Linked DNA regions of Homo sapiens: all the other regions are linked to region 2. The links are chromatin contacts, found by Hi-C or POLR2A ChIA-PET in ENCODE. All regions are on one chromosome and are shown on one strand. Each heading gives the region's core, a stretch centred on a gene start or an enhancer-like site at or near the end of the contact. The rest is flanking DNA. Distances are from core to core; before and after follow the strand shown.

The links. A loop is a pair of places that touch in the nucleus more often than their neighbours do. ChIA-PET counts read pairs that join two places held with the same protein, here RNA polymerase II (POLR2A). Pooled maps may share reads with other maps.
Region 1: a loop to region 2 is called in a map of CD4-positive, alpha-beta memory T cell, with 2.5 times the contacts of the local background. The contact joins two enhancer-like sites. A Hi-C loop is called at or near these places in 1 of 168 maps with a recorded cell type or tissue (CD4-positive, alpha-beta memory T cell) and 4 of 50 pooled maps. POLR2A ChIA-PET finds 5 or more read pairs at or near these places in 5 of 52 experiments (A549, CD4-positive, alpha-beta memory T cell, CD8-positive, alpha-beta memory T cell and 2 more).
Region 3: a map of gastrocnemius medialis shows a loop between it and region 2 (2.1-fold over the local background). The contact joins two enhancer-like sites. A Hi-C loop is called at or near these places in 3 of 168 maps with a recorded cell type or tissue (gastrocnemius medialis and psoas muscle) and 2 of 50 pooled maps. POLR2A ChIA-PET finds 5 or more read pairs at or near these places in 2 of 52 experiments (A549 and activated T-cell).

Annotation. Positions count from the first base shown.
Region 1 is chr16:79,414,469-79,417,864 of GRCh38, reverse strand. It overlaps a transcript of MAF not described here. Among named protein-coding and RNA genes, the nearest start is that of MAF, 180 kb to the left of the region's middle. Within about 2 kb of position 1,709, at least 3 of the 41 ENCODE cell types and tissues checked have a DNase peak (open chromatin) inside an H3K27ac peak, as active enhancers do.
Region 2 is chr16:79,379,790-79,383,074 of GRCh38, reverse strand. It overlaps a transcript of MAF not described here. Among named protein-coding and RNA genes, the nearest start is that of MAF, 220 kb to the left of the region's middle. Within about 2 kb of position 1,519, at least 4 of the 41 ENCODE cell types and tissues checked have a DNase peak (open chromatin) inside an H3K27ac peak, as active enhancers do.
Region 3 is chr16:79,437,128-79,440,528 of GRCh38, reverse strand. It overlaps a transcript of MAF not described here. Among named protein-coding and RNA genes, the nearest start is that of MAF, 160 kb to the left of the region's middle. Within about 2 kb of position 1,933, at least 12 of the 41 ENCODE cell types and tissues checked have a DNase peak (open chromatin) inside an H3K27ac peak, as active enhancers do.

The DNA of each region.
Region 1 (3,396 bases), core at 460-2,959, 35 kb before region 2:
AAGTAACGTGTGCCGCGTCGTGTGGAGCTCTCCAGCAGCGTCTTATCTGGCCTCAAGAGGGACACTCCTTTCCTGAGATATTTTATCCAAAAGCTGTAAACAAAACTAAGCTCCTGATATTTGGTCAACAAGAGAAAACACTCTGACAGCCAAGCAGGAAGTTAGAGGGCCATGTGGGGAGGGGACGGAGGACCGTACTGCTCCAAGAAGGGGAAGCAGGCTAGGCAGGCTCGGTAGGGCTGGGGACCCCCGCCTCCAAACCTCTGCTCGCCCCAGCCCTCCCTCCTTCGGTTGTCTGTCCCCTTTCCCATGATCCTGTGCAGGAAGCCCACTTTGAGGACCACCAGTCCGCCAGCCCATAATAACATCGCACATCCAAATAGCATGACTTGAACCTTTGGGTCACCCTTGGAAACCGGCTGGGAGAGGGAGAAGTATCCCCTCCACCTTCAAAATAGAATGGGGATAGATACTGCCAGGAGTTCTTTTGATGTTTGGCACCAAGTTGCAGACAGACTGACTTTGTGCTATTCTGATGCTAATTATTTTACCAAGTGATATCTGATTGTTTCTATAAAAGGTTTATGTCGGTGTAGTTCACCACAGGCTTTTTAATGACCTCAAGATGGAAGCAAGAAATGCACCCAGAGTCCATTAAAGAATTAGGTTCTATGAACGCCCAAGTCTGCTGGAAGGGGTCGGCTGCAGGCACCTCCTCAGCCTCAAATGAAAATGAGAATGGTGTGCCCCTGGCTGAATAACTTTTGCTAAAAGAAGGCATAAAAAATACCCTTTCCGTCTGTGAGTTCGGCTCATAGCATGTCTTGGGAATTCTGGCATTGTGGAAACAACATGTTTGCCTGGATTCCATGTTTCTAACTTGAATATAAAGCTGGTGTGCTGGTGTGCAAATAAGAATAATTATGATTGTTGTCACAGTCATCACTGTAATACTTCATGAGTAAAAAACAAAAGGCTGTCTACCATCTTCCTAAAACTATATAACACTTCATTGTCTCCCCTTTACCCATGAAGAAATAGTCAAAAAACAACACAGCGGCTTCCCCAACTTTCTACAGGGAGAGGGTAGCAAGCTGCTTCAGGTCATAGGATGCTCTCTGGTCAGCAGGGTCTTCTAATCCCAATTCCATTTCTTGGCCTTGGACAGAACTGATGCTAACTGACCATTCGGAGCACCGCGCTCCCAGGAACAATATCTGAGTCACGTCTTTCCTTTCTATTTCTTCATCTGTAAAACTGGAGTGGGGGTACGGCCACTCCCTCCTGGATATTTAAAACTTTCAGCTTTAAAAATATTCAATTCTATGAAAGTCACAGTAAATGCCTGATCTTTTTTTTTTTTTTGCAATTTAACCATAAACCACTTCCTTCTTTTTATTCTTGCAAATGTAGTGTATCACCGTGAAGAGAAACAGAAGCACCTATATTTCGAAGAGTTTGTAAGAGTAAAGCCTGTTTCACATGCTGGGAACATATCACTGTGTTCCCAACATGTTGACATGGAGCTTGTCACAGAGACGCTTCCCAATAACTCATGGCTAAATGAATGAAAGGGATGACCTAATTCAGGTCCCTCAATCCCCAAGAACTCCATCAGACCACAACAGAATCAGAGGCAGTTCTGCTGCCACAGCTCAGCCATCTCCTGGTGGTGTCGTTGTCTAACTATTAGCAGTGAGCAATCGCCCCACTTCCATCCTGTGCCGCGGGTGGCAGCTTAGGGGCACACACAGCAGCTGCAGCCCACCCAAAGCTGGGCACATCCCCTCTGTCAGTGCTGCTGGTAGGAGACAGGTGCTGTGCTCGGGCGCAACCAGACACACGGCACTTTGCTAAAAGGAGGTAGGGAAGGTCTCACCCAAGAGGGATGCTTGGTAGGAAGTTCAGATTTTCATAGGGAGGGACATTCTAAGGACCGTAATACAATACACCAAGGGATGCAAGAGTATGGCCCCTGGAGAGAAGAGGGAAGCTGAGATTTGTCAAGGGGTTTGTGACTTGAGAGTTGCCATTGTTTTACAGATAAGGAAGCTGAGGCTCCGGGATTTTTAATAACTAGCCCCAAAGGCACCCAATAGAAAGGGGAGGGCCCAGGATCAAACCCAGGTCTAACTGACTCCAAAGCCCATGCCCTTTCTAATATGGCACAAGCAGAAGGGAGGGGTGGAGGCCTAGAGAGAGAGCAGAGCTGTCAGTGGCCCCGAGGCAACCATAGGATGCAAGCTGCTTTGTAGCTGCAGAAGGAAAAGTGATCCAGGCTTTGAATGCTGACCACACTGAGCAAGGCAGCATCTCTGCCAGCCTCCCTCACAACCTGAGCCATTCCTAATTTAAGGGGACTTCTGCCCCAACACATAGCTCTATTCCTGGATAGTAGAGAGATTTTTCAATGGCTAGAGTCCTGAACCACCCAACAATTTTCCTTCCCTCCTTCCTTCCTTGCCTCTTTCCCTCCCTTCCTTGCTCCCTCCTTCCTCCTTCTTGCCTGCCTGCCTGCCTGTTCATCCTCCCTCCTTCCTTCTCTCCTTCCGTCCTTCCTCCCTTCCTTCCCTCCCTCCCTCCCTTCCTTCCTTCCTTGTTCTTTCCTTCTGTCTCTAAAATTTGTTGACTTGTATCCTGTGCCCAGCACTTTGCTAAGTGCTAATGAACTAACAAGAGTCCTGCCCGTGTAGCTCTCCATGTTTGGGTGAGCTCATCCGTGGTTGAGGACAATGTTAGAGCTGCTCTCAAAGATTTCTAGTTCTCGCTTCCTGCAGGGCACACAGTCCTTTGAGGTTAAGCCTGGGCATGGGAATAGTTTTGTTCAATGAAATGCAAAGGGAAACAAACATGTCAACTCTGGATGGAAGCATTCAAGAGCTGGTGCAGAATTTCCTGTGGTCTCTGTTCCCCTGCCTCAGTGATTGGGGACACCCTATGACATGGAAATCCCATAAGATTTGAACAGTTTAGAATGCTAAGACAACACATGAACTAGTGTCGTGGAGGAGTTCCCTGGTCCTACAATGGATATCACGTGCATGTGCATCTTTAAGTTTTTGATATTTGGAAGTTGTTTGTTATTACAGAGTCTAATACAGTTTTTCCTGATTAACAAAACTCCATTTTGATCTTGGCTCCCAGCTGCATCTTTCCTTATGATTTCTCTCTTACCCAAACCATCTCTTTGAGACTTTGGTTTTCCTTCCAGCTTTCAAGCTCCTTGAGCACTAGTCCGTGTCTGTTTACCTCTGTATCCCACTGATATAGTTTGGATATTTGTCCCTTCTAAATCTCATGTTGAAATGTGACCCCTAGTATTGGAGGTGGGGCCTGGTGACAGGTGTTTGGGTCCTGGAGGCAGATCCCTCATGAATGGCTTTGTGCCCTCCTCAC
Region 2 (3,285 bases), core at 270-2,769:
ACTGAGTTATTATCTATTCTTTTGCCCCTATTTATAGATGAAGCAACTGAAATAGTGTACATGCTATGCAGTAAAGACTTAGTAAATATTGAATGGATGAATGAGTGAATGAATGAATGAATGAATGCTAGAGCACAGACCTGGGCTCGAAAGGCCAAATTTCATCCCATTAGTACTACTTTGCAAAGTGTTCCCATTCTGTCACCTGCTTACATCCCATCACCTAATTCGTGCACTAGAGCAGTTCTTTTCTTGCTCTCTGCCTTGCTCCAAACCTCAACATAAATGCACCATTTTATGAATAAATGCACATTTTTATTTTCTTCAACCTCTGCTTTTTCTGAGATATGATGCTCTGATCAACAGAAGGTCAAATGCAGCTTACAGACATGTTACTAGTGTTTGGAGGTGGAGAAAACAATGGAATGGATAATTCCAATTTTAAAAAACAATATTACCACTTTTTCGTCAATAGCTGCGTTCAGGGTCTGATCAGGTGTGCCATTCTCTACTGTACGTTATTTGTATAGGGTATGGCTAAATTTAATCTCAAATTTAAATTAGTTAAAATTAGCACAGTTTACAATTTAGTTCCTCAGTTGCAGTTGCCACATTTCAAGTGCTCAATAGCCACATATGTCCAGTGGTTACCATACTGGACAGCCCAGATAGGAAACTTTTCCATCCTTCCAGAAAGTTCTGTTGGACAGATCTGATATAAAACCTATGCATATGCATTCTCCATTAAATCGGTCAAAGGAGGAGAAGAAAGAGAATTTTAGTTTTGCATGGTGGTTGTTTTGAATTTCCCCAGTAGGATTAGACACTCATTTACCAGGTGAAATTCTTAGATCGGCTAGAAGAAAAATGATTGAGTTGTGTCTAAAAAAATGAAAACCCTCTGACATGTTGATATTCTAGGCTGGCGACTTTGCTTGTGGCATTTTGGAACAAGATTCAGAATCAGGAAAGTGTCACCTAAGTTGAAAGCTCCCCTGTAAGAAATGTCTCACTTTGACCTAAAGTAAGTGGAAGAGACAGGGGAAAGGAAAGAGAAGCAGCGGAGGATGTCTAAGTGATAAATGGTACCCTGTCATATCACATTTGACGTCTTAACAGGAAAAGGGGGCTGTTGAGCCAGATGTGGGTTAAGCGAGGAAGTTCAAACCTTTCTCTCGTCTTCATTTTGTTTTTCAAGGCGCAGGTTGAGTTCAAGAGCTCTGAGTTCAATCACAGCATATCCACTCTGTGGAGTAACAAGCCAATCAGGGCCAATGTGTTCTCCAAGGCAACCTCCGTCTTTGTCAAAGCAAAATGATTGCAGGCTTCCAAGCTGTTGAGAAATAGTGTAACCGAGAAGGAATCTCTCCAAGAGAAGACTGCCGTTAGCAACCACGTGATTCACACTGTAGCTACCAAAGTGGAACATGGGCCCCCAGACAGAGTGACAGCCATTAAAAACCTGCCCGACTCTCCCAGGGCCAGGAATGGGGGGAGCATCATCTATCAGAATCTAGGGCTCTAATCTTCATAGGTTGCTTTCCCCAAATAAACACCAAAGAGAACCACAGCGCTCTTTCTTTTAGGCACCGTCATTAGCCAAGCAGTCGCTTCTCTCTAGAGTTCGTTTTTTCTTCCTTCTGTTTTCCCAGGGTAACTTCCACATCACAAACACACTTATCTGGGCTTCGTATCAGCCTTAAAGATTCAGAGTATGGATCTGTTTTCCAGACTGACCGTCTGACTCTCTGACCTATGGTTGTTTACTCTCACAGAAATGCATAATGTGACCCTTGTTAAAACCACAATTAGTCTAAACCCTTTACAGGAAATATCGGTTTGGTAAGAAGAGAGATACTGTTAATAGGAAGTCACATGATTTGTAGGGAAAGCAGGCACATGCTGTTGAACGTACACAATTTCTACTTATCATTGATCTCTAGCTGCAGCTGCTGGCTGATGAATGCAAAGGTTAGCGTGCACATGTGCCCTTCATTCTGTTCAGGGAGGCCAGAGCAGAGGTGGCCCTGCCAGCCTGCCCTTCAGGGCAAAGGACTGCCAGGATGCAGCTCTAATCCCAGGTATGGGAGGTCTTAGGGGAGAGACTTCATTCCCAGATACTTCCTATCACATTCCTACTGAAATAATTGCCAGTCTGAAGGCTACCCCTGGCCATCCCAGATTTGGCAGACAACTTCCAATGTGCCCCCAAAGAGGTCACCCCACAGACAATGAAAGATTCAGAGTAATACCACAGCTGTAGGGTCAATGGCCGGTGGGTGTGTGGCTTTGGACTGGAATTGATGTGTTCTGCCATTTATTATACTAGCTCTATGGCCTCAGTCTTCCCATCTGTATAACAGAGCTAATGCCATGAAGAGCAAATTCTGTAGCAGTGGTACTACTGATCATCGTCAGAGAGGGTTTATTGAGTATTTATTCAGTTCCAGGCACACTACTAAAGATCCATGCATCACAAACCATGATAATGGAAAGAATATATCATAGCAGTTAATGCAAAGACAAGATATAGTCTAACCAGGCAGGTAGCTGTGGGAAAATTACTTAATCCTTCTGAGTTTTCACTTTTCCTCTGTAAAATAAAGATAATAATACCTCTCTCACACTGTATTGGAAAAATTGAATAAGCTAATGGTTAGCATGATTCGTGGACCTAAGAAGCATTCAGCACATGCTACTACTATTGTTAATTATTACTGTTATAGTCATCATACCCCTAAATATTCACAACTGCCCTTGAGGTAGGTGGTATTATTTTGTCTTATACATGAAGAAACTGAGGATTCACAGTCAATAAGCAGCTATTCTAATGAATATACATCACTTAGAATCTCAAGTGAAGGTCTGCTGGAAAAACCCAAATTGCATTTAGCCAATAGGAAACTGGGATTTTTGAAATATGGCAGCCATGATTAAATAGTGAGAAAATAAAGTGTCTAGTTGGTCCAAAGAGTTGTATGTTTAGGCAGTACTGTGCACACTGAGGGGTTCCATGCCAAACCTGTTGTTTGCCTGAGAAGGGAGTGTGCGTGTTACCTGGACCTTGAAGCAGAACTGTGTCTTATTTTTCTTTTGACTTTCCCCACATTCTGGGGGATTTTGTGAACTGCTCCATTATGGACTGAAACTGTGTCTGAGGGGAGTCTCTGAGCTCAAACAAGCTTGCTTCTTCTCATTCACTGAGTCCTCAGTGAGGCACCCTCTAGCTGATAGGACAAAAGCCTCCTCAAGCACAGAGCTTTACCGCTTGGAGCAGCTGGCCTT
Region 3 (3,401 bases), core at 684-3,183, 57 kb before region 2:
GGGAGGCAGAGGTTGTAATGAGCCAAGATTGCACCACTGCACTGCAGCCTGGTGACCAAACGAGACTCCGTCCCAAAAGGAAAAAAAAGAAGAAAGAAGAAAGAAAGAAATTAGTTGAGGTTGTGCTGCACCATGTACTCATGCACCTGGTCGGGACTTCCTGTGTACCTACTGTGCGCTAGGCACCACACTGGTACAAAGGCAACTCACACAGCCCTTCCACTGGGGTGCTCACCTTCTGGCTCTGTGAATATGGTGTGTGCTTCAAGGCAGCATGTGCTGGGGCCCAAGACAGCTGCAAAGCCAGGGCAGCAAGAGCCCCCTTTTCTGGCTTTTCTTCCTTATCATTCTTAGAAACACACCATCTATTGCTTCCTTCCTGCATCCAGGTGGTAGTGGTGCAACTCAAGGGAAAGGAGAACTTGAACCATGTCCAAAGGGAAGGAATGTCATAATTAGGGAAGTGGAAAATAGAACTGAGCCAAAGGAATCTGGTTCTGACTGTGCCTGTCTGTTCTCCAGACTGTAAATAGGGACCTCAGTGAAGCGCCTGTGGCCAGAAGACCTCTCGCATCAAAACAAAACAAAGAAAAGCAAATCAACAACAGCAGCAACCCAAGTCCCTGATGCACTGGGTTATGTCAAATTTTATTTTCTGTGATTAATATATTGGTCTCTTTGGTTGCCCCTGTGATCTGTTTCGGTCGTTTCCATCCCGTGACTGCTGGGCATCTCCTATGCAGAATCCATGCTGGTGCTTCCAGCACTTCCTCTGTTGGCTTTGTCATCTTCTGTCCTCACTCTTACTGTGGTCTATGTAACATGGACCTCTTTCTGAGTGAGTGTCTATGGTTTTGCATCTTTCCATCCAATGGAGCAGAGCAGACTGTTTTTGCAGCAATATACTATTCCTTGGAACCTTTGTTTTCTTATCCAGAGCAAGAAGAGATTAATAAATATTAAGTGCTGGCCAGGCGCTGGTGGCTCACACCTGTAATCCCGGCACTTTGGGAGGCCGAGGTGGGTGGATCATGAGGTCAGGAGATTGAGACCATCCTGGCTAACAAGGTGAAACCCTGTCTGTACTAAAAATACAAAAATTAGCCGGGCATGGTGACGGGCGCCTGTGGTCCCAGCTACTAGGGAGGCTGAGACAGGAGAACGGCATGAACCCGGGAGGCAGAGCTTGCAGTGAGCCAAGATTGAGCCACTGCACTCCAGCCTGGGTGGCAGAGCAAGACTCCGTCTCAAAAAAAAAAAAAAAAAAAAAAGTAAGTACCTACCCCATAGGACGATAGGGATGGTGAAAGAGGTGGACTTGTGCAGGTGCAGTGCAAAGAACTGCTTAATACACTCTTATTCTTGGTACGTAAATGAACGATGAATGAACGCAAGGCAGTGCTGCGAAGTGCAGTGCCCTAGATTAGGATGTGCAAATCCCAGACTCAATCCCTGCCTCTGCCTCTTGGAGCTAGGGGACACGACAATATCTTTAAGATAGAAGGGGCTTTGGAGGTGGACAGGCCTGAAGTCAAGCTTGATTATGGCTCTTTCGATGTAATTGTTAATCTTAGGATGTCTCAGTCTCTCACATGATGAGGACAATAATTAATTCTACCTACCTCCCTGGACGGTCCCAGGGATGAAAAGTGGTGTCTGTGAAGTGTGGCAGAGCGCACACATGGAATACGTGCTTGAAAAATACCAGTTACTGTGATCATTATTGCTTTCCTTTTATTTCTTCCTAGCGCTTCTTTTCATTAGCATCTCAATGCCTCTGGGACATGGGCAGGGATCATCCAGGGCTCAGGGAAGGACGGAGGACCGTGCCAAGAGAAGGCAGACTCTGCACGACCTCGCTGGCTGTGCAGACTTAGAAAACTGATCCGCCCTCTCTGAGCTCCGCCCCCTTCCCTCCTCTGTGAAATGGAGGAAACAATCCTGTCCTCGAGGTTCCCGGGAAGATAAAGTGAGGAATGTCTGCAGGAGCCACTGACGCAAAATAAGTACCCAGCAAATGCCACTTCCCACTGCCCCGTTCCTTACATAATTCTCCGCAGCCTCCTCCAGGCTGTTATCTCCTTGGCAGTGAAGCCGGGCGCTGTCTCTTACCCACATGCCCCAGTTAATATTTCAAACGTCCTGAGTTTCTAATTGTGGCGAAGCCTAAGAGCCACCTAATCCGCCCGTGTATTAACTGCTCTACCTCCAAACGGGTGCCTCTGGTCCCAGGGCTGACACTGCTGAGTTAATAATGACTCGATTCATTCCTCACGCCAAGTGCAGGAACCACATAATCTGCGGGGCAGAAATAACTCCTGTAATTGGAAATGCCTGAGGGAACCCCCCACAAAGGGCCTTGTAGCTTGGCATGTGGGAACCTCCTGCCCCCACTCTCTTCCCCCTGCCCCCCCAACGCCACGGGGCCTCTGCTGTTTTCTAAAGCCTGCTCAGACCTGGCGTCTCTAAGAGACAGGCTCTCCAAGGGATGGCATTCCAGCCCCAGAAATATGCTCAGTAGTAGCCCCGGCTTCCCGGTGCCCTGGGGCCGACTCCTGTCTCCACAAACAGGCCTCCTAGAAGCCCAGGCCAGCAGCCCCTGCAGAGGCGGAAACCTCCCGCCTGGCCTGTGTCCCACTCTAGGTGAAAGGGGAATGCGGCCCACGTCTCAGCATGTGGGAACCCCCTTCCCAGCCAAGGCAGAAGTTTCTGTTGTGAGGGAGTGAAAAGGAAGTGCTAGGATTGAGCCTGCCCAATGCCAGCCTACGGTTTCTCTCAGTGAACTTAGTGAATGTCATGGCCGAGAAGCTCGTGCTCTGGAAGCTAGCAGAGAGTAATGCCAGGGTTTTCAGAGGCCAGTCCCCTCCACGGTGAAGCTGGGTGACCGGCATGAGCTCTCGGAGGTGTCCTTTCCTCAGCTGTAAAATGAGGGGGCACACAGGCCTCCTTGGGGGACTACATGGGTGGAATGTGCAGTGGCTGGCTCTGGGTACCTCCTCAACCACCTTTGTCTCCCTCACTGTAAAATGGGATGCAAAGTCCCATCAGCCCGACTTTAATGAAGTTGAGACATTCTTGAAGCATTTCAAGCAGGATGTGTGGCTGTGTCCCACACCTGTACAATCTCAAACAGGCCACACGGTGGTTGTGCAGCCTGGGGTTCTCTTACACCTGTAATGTACGTCTTCATGTTCCCGTTTTACACGGGGGATTATTTAATCTTGGATGACATGTAATTTGCACGAAGGAGAGCTAGGATTGCAACACAAGCGAAGATGACAGCAAAGTGTCCATTTGGTTTCCTTACAGCATGCTCTCTTCCTTACTCCTGTCTGTAAAATATACAGAAATGCACACACACACACACACACACACACACACAGAGAGAGAGAGAGCTTTCT